Regions from separate parts of the Mus musculus genome. Here all the other regions are linked to region 3. A link is a loop called in an ENCODE intact Hi-C map of the cell type or tissue named here. Cell type or tissue: gastrocnemius. All regions are shown on one strand. Region 1 overlaps Nup93 (nucleoporin 93). Region 2 overlaps Nup93 (nucleoporin 93). Region 3 holds the start of Nup93 (nucleoporin 93).

What was found. Hi-C counts contacts between places; a loop is a spot of excess contacts. Peaks named below come from ENCODE experiments on the same cell type or tissue, not always from the same donor. Only the 100,000 strongest peaks of a DNase experiment are listed, where the experiment ranks them.
Region 1: it touches region 3 in a loop (2.2-fold over the local background); 7 of 42 quality-filtered maps call a loop at or near these places.
Region 2: a loop joins it to region 3, with 2.6 times the contacts of the local background. A loop is called at or near these places in 7 of 42 quality-filtered maps.

What each region holds. Positions count from the first base shown.
Region 1 is chr8:94,263,124-94,268,123 of GRCm38, reverse strand. The region is part of intron 3 of Nup93 (nucleoporin 93); the gene reads right to left. Among named protein-coding and RNA genes, the nearest start is that of Nup93, 51 kb to the right of the region's middle. In gastrocnemius, no CTCF peak of the experiment used is centred here; no DNase peak of the experiment used is centred here; H3K4me3 peaks cover 772 bases; H3K27ac peaks cover 773 bases.
Region 2 is chr8:94,271,679-94,276,678 of GRCm38, reverse strand. All of the region lies in intron 3 of Nup93 (nucleoporin 93), which reads right to left. Among named protein-coding and RNA genes, the nearest start is that of Mir138-2, 50 kb to the left of the region's middle. In gastrocnemius, a CTCF peak has its summit at 2,418 (motif pointing right); no DNase peak of the experiment used is centred here.
Region 3 is chr8:94,211,899-94,216,898 of GRCm38, reverse strand. It overlaps Nup93 (nucleoporin 93), which reads right to left and starts at 2,335. Exons shown (of 22, transcript NM_001357266.1): 1 at 2,268-2,335. In gastrocnemius, CTCF peaks have their summits at 2,357 and 2,557; DNase peaks (open chromatin) are centred at 2,083, 2,416 and 2,878; H3K4me3 peaks cover 1,571 bases; H3K27ac peaks cover 1,570 bases.

The sequences.
Region 1 (5,000 bases), 51 kb before region 3:
TTATTGTTTTTAAAAGCATGACAATGAACTGATTTAATGTTGAACTAAAACTAGTTATTTCTGATATCAAGCTATTAAGTGTTATTTATAGAAAACATTATTATTATCTTGTTATTTTCTAAACACTGTTTACATGACTTAGGAAGTTTTTATTTTACTTATAAACATCATAAAAATCTGAAATACATGTATATGCAAGACCTATACAGTTCTCAATTGGAATTTAAGAAATTAAAAATACTTTCTTAATTGCCAATAACTGATAGCTATTAAGAATTTATGTTAGGTACTAATATTTAATTTTTCTCATTTAAAATCTTATACTAAACCATTCCCTGTGAGATAATTCCAATCTCTGACAGTATTTTTTTTTCCTAACACAAGAAACCCAACTTATGAGATTCTATGAACGAATACACACATACACATACACACACACACACACCTAAATTCTAAAGAAGGAACTGGTTGGAGAGAGAGAGAGAGAGAGAGAGAGAGAGGAATTCTAACTTCATATTTCACATACAAATCCTGTGGTTCACTTAGCTCTTAAAAAAAAATCTTAAAGAAAGTCTACACTATTTGCTACTTAAAAATGAAATTCAAAAAAATAAAAATAAAAAATAAAAATAAACCAGTTCTTTAAATCTTCAGGCAGATCTTTGCCCCACCCAAACAATTTTTTGCTTTTAAGCAAAACATTAAAATGGCAAGGCAAAAATCTAAGTGATTCTTAGAAGAATTGAATACTTTTTCTACAAAAATGAGTTAAGCACTACAAAATTTATCTCAAAATTCCACACAAACCAAGACCTTACCTTTCAAAGACATTGCAATGTGTTGTCATTCTAACACCAGGGCACATTTATCTTAATTTCTTTATGAGACAAGAAATCCTACCTGACGTTCTCAAAAAACACAAGGAGTTGCAGCCGGCAAGGCGATCCAGTCAGTCACTGCAGCTCTCCTACCCTTCTAGCAGGGCGAGTGCTGCCGGCTCCAGTGCTCAAGGCTTCCCACCCTAAACTGCCTGGATTGAAAAGTCTGGTGGGAGGAGGAAGAGAGAGAGGAGAGAAAGAGAGGAAAGAAAAAAGGGGGAAAAAAAATCCAAGCTCTCTGCAAGTGCTAATCTGACTAAAGCACTAGAGTCCAATTAGACAATGAGACTGTCGCATCCTCTTAAATGGGGTGCACGGCAGGACCCTGCACAGAGCACTGCCATCACAAGAGCATGCTCCACACAAAATCAGAAAAGTCAGCTCTCAGTTTGCAAGCACAAACTGATGGGAGTAACAGTTTATAGGTTACAGAAGGGTATTTTATTGTTAACGGACTGTACCAAGTTAAGATTAAAGAGGGGGAGAGACAACATGTAGGCAAGGAATGCCAGGATACTTTTTCCTTCAACCCAAGCCACTCCAATTTCTCTGATGTGAATTTCTGATTACTTCCGACATCTTGCATGGCTAATAATCACTTCTCTGTCATGTTCGGTTAAAGTGGAAAATGCATTTGCTGCATTGTGATGCAGTGCTGTGGCCACAGATTGCTACACCAGTTGTGCAAAGCTGGTCCCTTAACTGAGCAGCAGAAATCTGCACATGTCATGATGCTAAAATAAATGGTAGTTAAAAGACTTTATACAGCAGCGGGCAGATTCTGCTATTTTAGTCTACAGAATATGTAGCTCCAATGTGCAGGATTATCTCAGGCACCATGCCCTTGTCAACTGCACTGCCCTTCAGAGAGAACAGTAAATTCCCATCTTAAATGCTTGGTCTCTTAGTAGTTAAAAGATTTTGATATTAAACAGTTACTCGGGTTAATTATATCTTTGAACAGAACAGAGGTTATTTGCATTTCAGGAATATCCCGCCAGTGAAACTGTCAGTGACACAGGAAAATGCAGGGTTTTTATTAACATATGCTCAGCTCAACTGTCACTTCTTAGTACAACATTTCGGGGGAAAACATATGATGTGTATGTAATGAATGTCCCCATTCTACTGCAACAATTTTTAAGGTGCTTGTCAGAAAGGGGTACTTTTTTCCCATATGTTTAACATACATCCTAGAAATTAAAGATCAAGATACGGATGTTTTTCACGGTAATAAAAGAAAACTCAATGCAGCAAATAAGTGTGCGACTACAAGAATGTTTTTATAAAATAGCAAAGATGAAACCATACCACGATGGTTAAAGTCAGATCAGTGAAAGGGCACACACGGGAAAGAAAAGAAACGAAAGCGCATTCCCTCTTCAAATCGACATCAGAGAACCTGGGAGTGTAATCTGCTGTCTGCAAACCCAGAACCTACAGTTACAGAACGTGAGTGATACAGGATACATGCCAATTTCATAATGTACTTTTATATAAATATTAATTTGGCCACTTAGCATCCAGAGTTTGGATATTTAAGGTTGTTTATTCTATCATCAAAATTTGTATTTTAAGAAACAGAACCAAGTCATAGACTTTGGTGCTAAAAAAACCAAACAAACTTATAATTCATATATTTCTTACATCAAAACTTCTGTCAATTAAATACACAGAATTGAGCTGCTTCTGACTTTTCTATCTCATAAAAACAAATCAAAGCCTTCAACAAAAGGAATGAACACAGGAGCACACTCCGACTGGTGTCAGAAAGCTGAGTCAGACAAGGAAAGAACTTATGATACTGACATAGAAAGCAGCCCAGGAATGCCCATCTTTGCGACAGCAGCAAATACCTAACTTAGAGGTGCATGTTGCTGACAAGGGCTGTAAACTTGAAAAGCTTTCTGATTTTCTGATCCTAATTTAAAATTAACTGCACCAACAGTGCTATTCAGTGCCATAGCAGATGTCACAATAGTTGTTGCTGACATTCAACAATTCAAGTTTTTATTCCAGACCCAATACAAGGTACCACCAACAGCTCAGAACTGCACAAGGAGGAAGGCAGGATCATGTGGTGGGGGTGGCTTTGAAATTAACCAGGCTCAGCTTAGGCTCCAATTACTGAACAAAAGACAATCCTGGGGGACTTCTCTCTGAACCAGAACAAGAAGCAAACTCATTTGTCTTTTATCAAATAAATACTGTATTGAGCATAGCAGACATGTAGCAATAAGGATTCTGTCTGGAAATGGAAGATGCAAGAAAAAAAGAGCCCAAATACCCAAGTGTGGTAAAAGTCAAAATAGCTCACTGGTACAGAATCTGACATACAGGAAAGTGAGGACACTCTTTGTTTACTTAAAAGCAAAAATCTCACTGCACTGAGTCTGTAAGGCCTTTTTACTCTTTACTAACCCCACCCGCAAATTAAGAGGATATTTCTTCATATCAAAATAAATTCTAAACCAGGTCAGAGCCTTTTCCCCCCTCAATCCATGAAAATTTTTAAAGAAACCAGGCAAGAAGCTCTCAGCTCAGGACTGCAGAACACTTTGGCAGAAAAGACCTCCAAGGCAGAAGAGACAGAGGTGTAGCTAATTTGCCTTCAGACTAAATGTCTGAATGTGGAGGTCAGAAAAGCACTGCGAAGGTACCACTTACAAAAAAAGAAGGATCTCTACGTGTGTCACTAGCCAAACACAAACAAATCCATTCTTTTTAAAGATTTATTTATTTTATGTATTATGAGTACACTATTGCTCTCTTCAGACACACTGGAAGAGGGCATGGATCCCATTACAGATGGTTGTGAGCCACCATGTGGTTGCTGGGAATTGAACTCAGGACTTCTGGAAAAGCAGTCAGTGCTCTTAACCACTGAGCCATCTCTCCAGCCCCCAACCCATCCTTAAATGTCTATGAGGTCATCCATTTTTTAAATTTAGTCCTAGACACTAAAAACAAGCAAAACTGACAATGTTGATTCATACTTACAACCACGGCATTGCGAGGCAGAAGCATAAGGATTTCAAATCTAAAAGACAGCCTAAGCTAAACATACAGTGAGCTCAAAGCCAGTTTAAGCTCCATACAAGACCTTATCCTGGAGTGGGAAGGGGACTCGGTGGTTAAGAGCCCTCCCTTAATGTGCTTCCAAAGTGTATCAGGCTGCTCACCACAGTCTATAACTCCACCACAGGAGATCTGACACTCTCACCTTCATGGCCACCTGCATTCATGTGATGAATATAAAGCCACCAGGCACATAAACACACACATTTAGAGATCAATAATCTTTTTAAAAAGACTATCTCAAACAAGCAAATGAAAAAGGGGGGACATAGTATTAACAATATGCTAATAAGTGTTAACATTAGATAATATAAATGATAATACTGTAGAACAGAAAAGAAAGCCACTGAAATTCTATAGTTCATACAGAATTATAAGCATCGTCAGATAAAATCACATTCATGTAAATGACTGTGAAGAAGTTCTACATGCACAACGACCACAAGCACATTACCCAAAACTGGGTGGACTCTGTTTTGCCAGGTTCACTGGGTTGGTGGGAAGATGGAGCAATATTGCTAGAGGGTACATCCTATTTTAATTTTTATGGCAGGTCTCACTCATCATGTAGCCTAAGCTGACCTTAAGCACTATCTTCCTGCCTCAAGTATCTGGGTAGCTGAGATTACAATAGGGTAACCCTCCTTTATTTCTTCTTAGTATTTACCTGCTCTCAGACTTATAGTACCTGCTGCCTACATTCCACTCCTTGGCAGGCATTTCATCTATAACACTTTATGCATTCATGCACAAACATATGTACAAGCAAAAGAACACTTAGCACATCACTTGTAAGTTCCCCTTCCTGGCTTTTGTATGACTCTATTATCCACCTCTCTCACTTTCTGCAAGCTGAACCCATTTTTATCTCTCAAAGCCTACTCAAATACTAATTACTCCACAGATTCTTCTCAGCCTCCCCAGAACTCGTTATTGCCTCTTCCACCTCAGAACTCCCAGGGCATTCAGAAGTTCGCAGCACCCTCACTCAGCTGGCAGCTTGATCCTGTTGTGGGACCATTAGTCCTGACTCTCTAGAGAAAA
Region 2 (5,000 bases), 60 kb before region 3:
CAGGCCTTTGGGGTTAATATGCCCATACCCAACTTTCCTATTTGCTCCGCCCTTCTAGGGTCCCAGAATAGACACATCACTGGCTCTTGGAATGGGTTTTGATTTCCAGCTTTCTGGAGCACACAATAGCTCCCATTCAGGAAGGAATTGGGCAATTCAATGACATCCAGGGCCAATCCTTTTAACAGTAGAGAAGCATAGACATCATAAGTCTAAAAGATCCACAGTATAAACCACACACAGGCCTGAGTGTTTACATATATGTGCTAACATATGAATGCCTGGTTTCTATGAAGGTCAGAAGAGGGCTCCTCTGGAACTGGACTTACAGCAGCCACATGGGTGCAGAGAACTGAATCCAGGCCTTCTGCAAAAGCAGCAAGTGCTCTTAACTGCTGAACCATCTCTCCAGTTCATCTTTGCTAGAGGAACTAGGCTGCCTTGTGATGTACCTGATGGAGAATAACCCAGACCAGAACTTCAAGGTTACGTCCATTTTCCTACCAATACTGTAGGTATTTCAAGGACCCAGTAGCCAAAGTGGCTCCTAAATAGCTAGAGGACAGGAAGATGAGCCTTACTGTAGTCAATACAGACTCTGGTATTCAGAGTACCCCAGAGAAGAGGAGAGAAGAGGCCTAGGCAAACAGACCTCTGTTGTGCCTAATGGACATATTTCTTAGCTTATCTGCTCCTCAACGGTGAGGAACTGGTTCAGCAAGTAAACATGCTCTTCCTTTTGAAATCCTGAGGACCTGAGTTCAGATTCTCAGAACTCCATACGCACGTGTGTACACATGCGCATGCATGCATGCACACATACAACATAATCTTTTAAAAAAGAATCTCTAGGGCTGGAGAGATGGCTCAGCAGTTAAGAGCACTGACTGCTCTTCCAGAGGTCCTGAGTTCAATTCCCAGCAACCATAAGGTGGCTCACAACCATCTGTAATGAGATCCGATGTCCTCTTCTGGTGTGTCTGAAGACAGTGATGGTGTCCTCACATACATGAAATAAATAAATAAATCTTAAACAAAAATAAGAATCTCTAATGAGGAAATTTTCTATGTACAGTTAAGTCAGAAAAGAAAAGCCATTAAAAAATATATTTTATGCTGCTTTTTTTTAAACAGGTCTCAGCTTCCATTTACAAGTAAGCATGACTTGAAGAACATATAAAGTTCCTCACTGCTGTTCACACAGATATGCATTAAATTAGAGGCTGCTGCACAAAGGAAAAGCCATATTTGATATGGCCCTCATGACACAAAACACTCCTTATTCTCTCTTTCCTTCAACAGACCAACCAGCCAACCATGCTGTCAAATGGAGACAGCACTACAGCCCGTGGGTATCTGACAAGATGCAAAATCCACAGTGGACAGCACAGAACCTCGGTGCTGCCTCCCATTTAATATGCATGACAGATACAAATCAACAGGAACTCTGTAATAACCAACATTCAAAATACTTACATTTAAAATTTTACATTTTCTTATTTGGGCCAGGGGTCATGACACATGTAGAGGTCAGAGGTCAGAGACAACCAGTGAGTTGGTTCTCTCCTTCCATCACATGGCTTCCAGAGTTTGAGCTCAAGTTCTTAGATTTGGCAGCAAATGCTTTTACTCGATGAGTCATCTAGCCAGCCCCCAAATCAAAATATTAATGTGAAGTCAACAGTGATATTAGGAATGAACACTACAATTGAATGAACTGCCAAGGCATGAATAAAAGGCATAAAGACAAAATAAGCAAGAAAAGGAGTGGTGGCACATGCCTTTAATCCTAGCACTTGGGATGCAGAGGCAGGCGGATCTCTTGTCAATTTGAGGCCAGCCTGATCTACATAGAGAATTCAAAGACAGCCAGGGCTATATATTGCAACCCTGTCTTTTGGGGATGGCGATAAAGGAAGTGGATAAATAAACAGAGTAGTAATTCTTATTCCGAGATGAAACAAAACCCACAGTGAGCTGGGCCTCTGCGCTGGTGTGGATATGGTTGCTCTTCAGCAGCCCTTTCCACGGTGTCTGCCGATACTCCCCCAGGAATCATTCAAGTGCAAATGATAAAACTCAAAGAACTGACACTTTTATATTTGGGTAGTCCCCAAGCTTTAAATTAGAGAATTTACATAATGTCTTAAAGTACTTTGGGTCATTTTATCAGATAGAGAGTACTGTGATAAGATAATATATAGAATGAGGCTGAATCTCAACTAACGTTTATACTTTAATCTCCAACTCAGATTTAAAGTAAGTCCCACTGCTTGTTTTCTACAAAAATGTCAAATTATCTGTTGATAGACTGCATATGTTCCCCATAAGAGAGTAGGGTCAGACAGACAAGAATGATGCCACTAGTCGGATGCTGTTGTGTGAGCCTGTGCTGAGCCTCTCGGCCCTTTCAGCAGGTGGCAGCAGATGCATGCTCAGATAAGTCTGGAGCCAGAGGTGGCATAGTGCTGTACAAGTCACGATGACGAATCTCACTTTGTATTTTGAACAAAATGAACTTCAAGTGTTAACGCTTTAAAGAGGGCCATAAAATTGTATGCTTATTTGGATCCTTTAAGGCAGATCAAATTATTATTCAAACTGGTTTACTTGGCAGTTTTCTAATTCTCCCCCAGGAGGAGAACTCAGTGTCCCAGAGGAGATCTAATAAACACAAAAATGCTCAGCATGGGTGGTACCGCCTCCCAGACCAACAAAGGGCACATGGGCAACATTTGACCTTAGGGTGCTGACACACCTGGTCTCTTCAGAATCATGTCAGTAGCAGTTCATCTGCACCACTGCCTTCTAAGAAAGCATGGGCCTTAAAGAGGGGCATTACTGTAAGCCCACTCACACTTTTTGCACATTTCCTCCTTATTACCCATCTCTATTTTCCACACCCCCAAAACAAGCAAGTGCCAGAACAAAAGCCCAAACTCTAAGACTTGAGAGTCAGGTAAAGCTATGGGCGAAGCAGCAGCAAGTCGGGTGGTGAGGACTGCAGAGATGTGTAAAACCCCGCCTGTTCACATAATGTGGGCACGGAATACTGGGTGCCTCCTCCTAGCTCTGCACAAAGGCATCACACGGAGTTGCTAACTTGAGAAAGACCAAGTTAGAGGCTGCATCTCAGTGATGCTACTTAGAGCTTATGATGCTGCTGCTGCTGCTGCTGCTGCTGCTGCTGCTGCTAAGCCTCTTCTGTCCCTTTTAAGGGCAGTGGGACATTTTTATTACCTGCCAATCCCATCTCACACCAGCCATTTCTAGATATTCAAGAATGATAACTCACACACCTCAGTTATTGGGAGACTCCATACAGAGGTTACAAGTATTAATGGCATCCTATAAATGACATTGGTGACAAAAAAAAAAAAAAAAGCTTTTCTACAGATTTTGCTTTCCCTCCACATCCCAAAAGGTCCTGCTGTTCCTTCATGCCCATAGAAAGCACTATCTTTTCACAAGAGGACTGGAGAGAGGGGACAACTTTGTCTGTGCTGCTGTCACACCACTCCTTAAAAACTACGCCCAAGCCAGGTGTGGTGGCGCACGCCTTTAATCCCAGCACTCGGGAGGCAGAGGCAGGCGGATTTCTGAGTTTGAGGCCAGCTTGGTCTACAAAGTGAGTTCCAGGACAGCCAGGGCTATACAGAGAACCCCTGTCTCTAAAGAAAACAAACAAACAAAACAAAAACAAAAAAACAAAACAAAAAAAACCCTATGTCAAAGCCTACACCCAGTGAGAGAGACCATGATGCAGCATGGAGTGACAGACCGTGGTAGCAGGCCCTCTGCTAGCCATTCTCCCTCTCCTTCTCCCTCTCTGCTGGGGAAATGTGGCTGTCACAGTGGGTAGATATCAAGGGAGCAGGGGGCCAACCAGCGGCTCTGACACTGGGGTAGCACCAAAGAGAAAACACAGTTGTGAGCACTTCCTCGTCTTCATCCAATTGCCCCTTAACCTCAGCACACTTGCTATAGAGACATAAGAAAGGGGAAGATTCTGCAGGAAGAACTTTTTCAATTCACCTTTGCAAATAGAATGAATACTAATAGTATACTGTGTGCTTGGCTTCAAAGAGCAGCAGCAGAGTCCTCTCCTCACCCAAAGGCATTAGTAGGATCTCAAAACTGGGCGGTTGCTCTAGGGGAGGAACAAGGTGGGTTCATTAGGGGACGAAAAAAGCATTTCAAGCTCATCTTGGGCTTTGGGTACTAAACCTGCCCTGCAGCATAAATGGGAATACAGCAATAATAGCCTAGCTGATAAGCAACAAGCCTTTCCATGGCCCTTAACATACACTCTGAAAAAACCCACTGAAGTAGTCTCTACTCTAAACAAGAAACAAGACTAGGAGTGGAGCCTGAGCTTCATCTGACCTTGTGCCTTCCACCCTGTTGGGAAAAAAAATGAAAGCAAGCTTTGGACACTGAGCCAGGGGTTGGGAGTTGGGGAGTTGGGAGTTGAGGTTGAGTAGAAAGTGTGTCTCAGTCAGGCCAATGAGAGCCAGCAACCTGCTTTCCACGGAGCTTAGGATTAAGCCTGAGCTCTCCTTAGCAAGCACAAGAAACGCTGTAAGGACAGTGTTTAGGAGCCACGCTCATATTAATTCCCAGCTGGTACCCACTGTCAGTCATTCACAATGCAGTCAAGGATGCTCTGCAGCCTCTCCTGCTCTGCAGCCATGCTTCTGCTGACGGGTCTGAGCACAAGCCAGCATGGGTGTCACAGAAGTAAGCCTTGTTTTCACTGCAGTCCCTTCATACTCAAAAATTCATTTTTCAAAAAATTGGAAACAACCAACCAAAGACATTTTCTCTGATTTCACAGTGTTTTAAGTGTAATTTGTCAGAGCTTTGTTAACCATGCTTAGAGTTTTACTCTCTCCTAAACCTCTTTATTAAGGCTGGAAACCTTTCGACTTTACTCTGTTAGAGCCAAGGAATGCTGGGGAATGCACCACTCAGCCCAGTCATCATAGACACAGCTGCAG
Region 3 (5,000 bases):
GAAACAAAGGGGAGATAGCTATAAGTGGCCATACTATAAGAGAGAAAAAAAAAAGACTGTTGCATCTCTAAATTCCATCCAATTCTTTCTCCAAACCAATTATTTCTAGTTGTCTATCTGATAGCTACTCCTGACTGATCTATGGATGCCAGCAACAATTCTAGTTCCTCACCTTGGGTCCCCACAACAGTCAATTTAGCCAGAAACCATCTGGCTCCCCTCTCCCCTGAGACTAGCCTATAACCAAGTTTACTTCTCAAAGCTCATGACAAGTCATGCCCTCACCGTTCCCCTCTGCTCTGACCTTCATGCCTTCCTCCCGATTACCTCAACAGTCTAAAACTTCCCATTTCTTCTAACACACTCTCCCTGTGGCCAAAGTGGCCATTCCAAAATATCTCCCACTTTAGACCAGTTGGGGCACCTCAACCTCAGTTTGTGACATGGTTGCATGAGGTGCTCTGTAAAACAGACAGCGCCATGCACCACCTTCAACTCTTCCCTCCTTCTTCAGTTGTACCCTGACACATCTCTGCTCCTCAGGAAGCCTGGCAGTTTCTTCCCTTCCCGCTCCTGTACCTGTCAAGCACACAAGCATCCCCACCACAGACAGAGAAGGCCCTCCCTACTTATTCTGAACCTTCTAGGCATTCTTCCCTAGCGGAGCAATTGTGACCACTTCTCAAACATCTCTTCCCGTAGAGGAAGGTTCACAGATATTTAACTCTGAATCCTGAGCATTGACCTAAGCCTGGCACATAATAGAACTAAAAACATGTTTGCTAATTAAAATGACTAGTGACCATAACAGAGTTGGGACCTCCTCCTGATCTTTACTCTGACACACACACAAACACCTCAAAATGCATCTACCTTATAGGCTCAGGGGTAAGAGAGATGGCTCAGCAGTTAAGAAAATCTACAGCTCTGTAGAGGACGCCAGCCCAGGTCCCAGCACCCACATCAGTGATTTACAGCTGTCTGTAACTCTAGCTCCAAGGAATCAGACACTCTCTTCTGGCCTCCACAGAAATATCCACATACATAAAAGACACACAAGAACACACAAATGAGAGGAAGAGAGGAGGGAGGGAGGGAGGGAGGGAGGGAGGGAGGGAGAAGAACCCAAGTTCACCACAGCTCCAACAGTTCAAGTCTCATGGTTTTAATATTTATGTTTATTGCTTATGTGTGTGATGTCTTCCCAAGAAAGAAGCCTGTCTCATTCACCACAAGCCTATAATATCAGTAACATTCATTTATTTGATATTTATTGAGCACCTACTTTATTGTGTACCAAACTTAAGTACTAGGTAGGCACTCATGTTCTACAGGGGTCGGGGAAGGACAAACAATACATAGGACAAATAAAACCTAAATGCTTAGGGGAAAAAAAAAAAGCAGTGAAGACAAGAAGAGTGAGGAAAGGCTTAGATTCTAATGGCCCTAGTGAAGACTCCAAGAAAGAGAGCAGACAAAACAGACATCCAACCACAAGAACAAAGCCCTTAAGTCAAAGCATGTCCTGCGGTGGTGTTGGGGGTGGGGAGAGAATGTGGGGTGTAACAGACATTGAAAGTATGGGTCACGTTATTTAAAAGCCTTACAGCTCACTACAGGGAGCTTATATTACTATTGTTGTTGTTATTTCTATGATTAGTATTACTGTTATTATTACTAAAGCGCTGACCTTTGCTTGTACTGAAAGTCATCTAGGGGGGTAGGGGTGGGGCAGGGTCTAATGTAGATCAGGCTGGCTTCAACTCGCTTTGAAAGCGACACCATGCCGCCCATGCTGTGATTTTCTTTCAGAAGGGACCCAATATACTTGGGCATCCCTTACAGAAGACAGGATACAGGGTACCCAGAAACAGGTGAGACAACCGAAGCGGCAATCATTAGCATCCTGTCGGATTCTCCGTAAAAGGAGATTAAAGTTGACAGGGGTTCGCTGGCCGCCCCTTCACCCGGAAGAGCCATTCTCTAGAAGAACGGCCCCCACGCCCCAAAGAGGGCAGTCAGGCCGGGTGACGCCTGGCAGCCGTGGGTGGGCGTGGCGACAGAGCACCAGTGGGGAGGACCACGCTCGGAAGAGCCTAGTCACAGCACTCGGCGAGCAGTCGCCGGCCGGCATGCCCAGCTACAGCAAGAGAGGAAGCACGAGCCTCTTCGAACTAGGCTCGGTGTTCTGCTTCAAGGCCAGGCCCCGAACTCGGGCCCAGGGTCGGCTCGGGGCCGCGTGGGCGCCCACACCTCACACACCTTACCTGCCTCCGTCGCCGCCCGCTGCCGGCTTCTTCACTACGCCGCCGCCGCCGCTTCTCGCGCCGCTCGCCCGCGCCTCCTGATTGGCTGAGGCAGTAAGCTCCCAGAAGCCCCTGCGCGTTGCGCCGCCAAATGAACTTTATGGAGACCCGCAAGAGGACACAGGCGTGGGGGCGGGGCGGGGCCGGAGGCGGGGCTGTCGCTACAAGTAAGTCAAGGAGCTCCGCCCTGCTCCCGCCCACGTGGTTGGAGTTGACAGTCCTAGAGGAAGCATTTCCGCAGTTCCCAATGCTGGGCAGACCCAGAGAGCTCGGCCACTCGGTGTAGAGCTTCAGTCAAGTGCCTGGGCCTGTTCTAGGTGCAGGGAACACGGTGACTTCCACAGCAGACAAGATCCCTGACCTCAAGCAGTTCTCAGCTTGGCCAGGGAAACAAAATATAGTGAATAAATGCAGCAGTAATTAGGAGAGCTAAGAACGGAAAAGCAAACTAATTGAAGAAAAATGGTCGGATGGCCAGGAAAGGTGTCATTCCAACTGAAAGGTGAAAGATAAAAACATGTTTTGGAGTTTCTCAAGGGAAAAGGCTGTCTTTTGGCAGCCTGAACAAGCAAGCTAGGCTGGCCACCTGCCCCGTTGGCCAATTACAGAAAAAAGCAGTGGTGATACCCAAAGAAAAGAGATTACTTCAGTGTGGCCGCGTTGGGAACAAAGTGTGTCACTGGGATATACAAGAACCCTTCAGGAGGTTCTTAGTCTAGTGGGTAAAAGAAATTTGAAAACAGGCGCTGAATGAAAACAATTTTGTTGGGAGTTTGAGAGAAAAATAACAGGACAGGCAAGCTGCAGGTCTCAGCAGCTGCTGAGAGGAGAGACCTGGATAGGAGGAGGTTTTGACAAATGTAAAAGAGTGTGGGGCTAACTGTAAGCACTCGTGTGTGAGTGTGTGTGTGTGTGTGTGTGTGTGTGTGTGTGTGTGTGTGTGTGTGTCCTGGTGCTCAAGGAGGCCAAAAGAGGTCATCAGATCTCCGGAGTAAGATTACAGGTGGTTGTGAGGCGGCATGGGTACTAGGAACCAAACCCAAAGTCCTTTGCAAGAGCAGTATGCTGAGCCATTGCTTTAGCTCCCGTAATAGCCTGTAATCGTTAAAGAGGCACTTTTTGGATTGCACAGTCTCGAACATGTCTAATCTTTCAATGAAGGTCACCGTCCTGACCTAATGAGGACCATGTGAACACAGGCCTAGGCAAGGTTGTCACCATTAATAATTCTAGTTTGGTAGATGCCTGTTTGATAAAGTGTTCTAGTCAGCTTTGCCTTATATGCTTATAAAACATAAATACAATTAACATACAAAGATGCCCACAATGATTAGCATTATAGCTGCACAGAACTTCTTTCTGCCTGCATGTGTATGTTTGTGGTATATATTTGTGTATGTGCAGAAGTATGTGGGCAGCTATGTGCACATGTGCTTGGAGGTCAAAGGTTGCTGTTGGGTGGCTTCCTCTAGTCACTCTCTGCCTTATTTTTTGAAACAGGGTCTCTCACTGAACCCAGCGCTTACCAATGGGCATAAATAGCTATCCAGTGAGCTCCAGGGATCTACCTGTCTCTGCCCTCCTCCCCTGAGCACTAGGGTTACAGGAGCCACCCTCCACACTGGGCTTTTGCTTGCTCAGTAGGTACTTTACCAACTGAGACTTCTTGCCAACACAAAAGATTTTATTATTTTTATGACCTTAATTAATGTGCTTGTGAGAGACAGAGAGAGAGAGATCTCTCTCTCTCTCTCTCTCTCTGTGTGTGTGTGTGTGTGTGTGTGTGTGTGTGTGTGTGTGTGTACTCAGGTCCTTAGACTTGCCATCAGTGTCTTTATCTGATGAACCATCTTGCTAGCCCCAGAAATTATGTTTTGTTTTAATGTCATGGGTATAAGTGTTTTTGTGTGCATATGTGTATGTGTTCCGTGTTTGTGCCAGACACCCACAGAGGCCAGAACAAGGCATTGAATCCCCTGAAACTGGAATTACAGACAGTCATAAGCCAGCATGTGGGTGCTGGGAATAGAACCTGGGTCCTCTCCTAGAACAACAAGCACTCTTTGCCACTAAGCCAACTCTCCAATTGCCCCCCACCACTAAGTTCTTTATAAAATAACTCAGCTTCTATTTTTCCAGCAGAATTCAGAACCTCTGGCTCAGTAAGCTCTACAGCGGTGGTGCTCAACCTTCCTAATGCTGAGACCCTTTAATACAGTTCCTCATGTTGTAGTGACCCCCCCAACCATATAATTACTTTGTTGCTACTTCATGACTGTAATTTTGCTGCTAAGTTGTAATATAAATATCTGATATGTAGGACCAACAGTTCAAGACCTGCTGATCTATAGAAATGACAAAAATCAATACTTCAGACCTTTCTTTTGCCTGTGTAGGGAAGGAGAGTAGTGACCGGTGCGCCTCAAATTTACAATAGTAAGACTCATTTAGTCAAAGCAAGCAGATGTTGGCCAGTGTCTTGGTTAGGGTTTTATTTATATGAAGAGCTACTGTAACCATGACAACCCTTATAAAGGAAACCATTTAACTGGGGCTGGCTTATAGTTCAGAGGTTCAGTCCATTGTAGTCATATTGGGAAGGATGGCAGCGTGCAGGAGTTCTACATCTGGATTGGCAGACAGCAGGAAGAAAAAAATGACAACGGACTAGTCTTGAGCTTCTGACACGGCAAA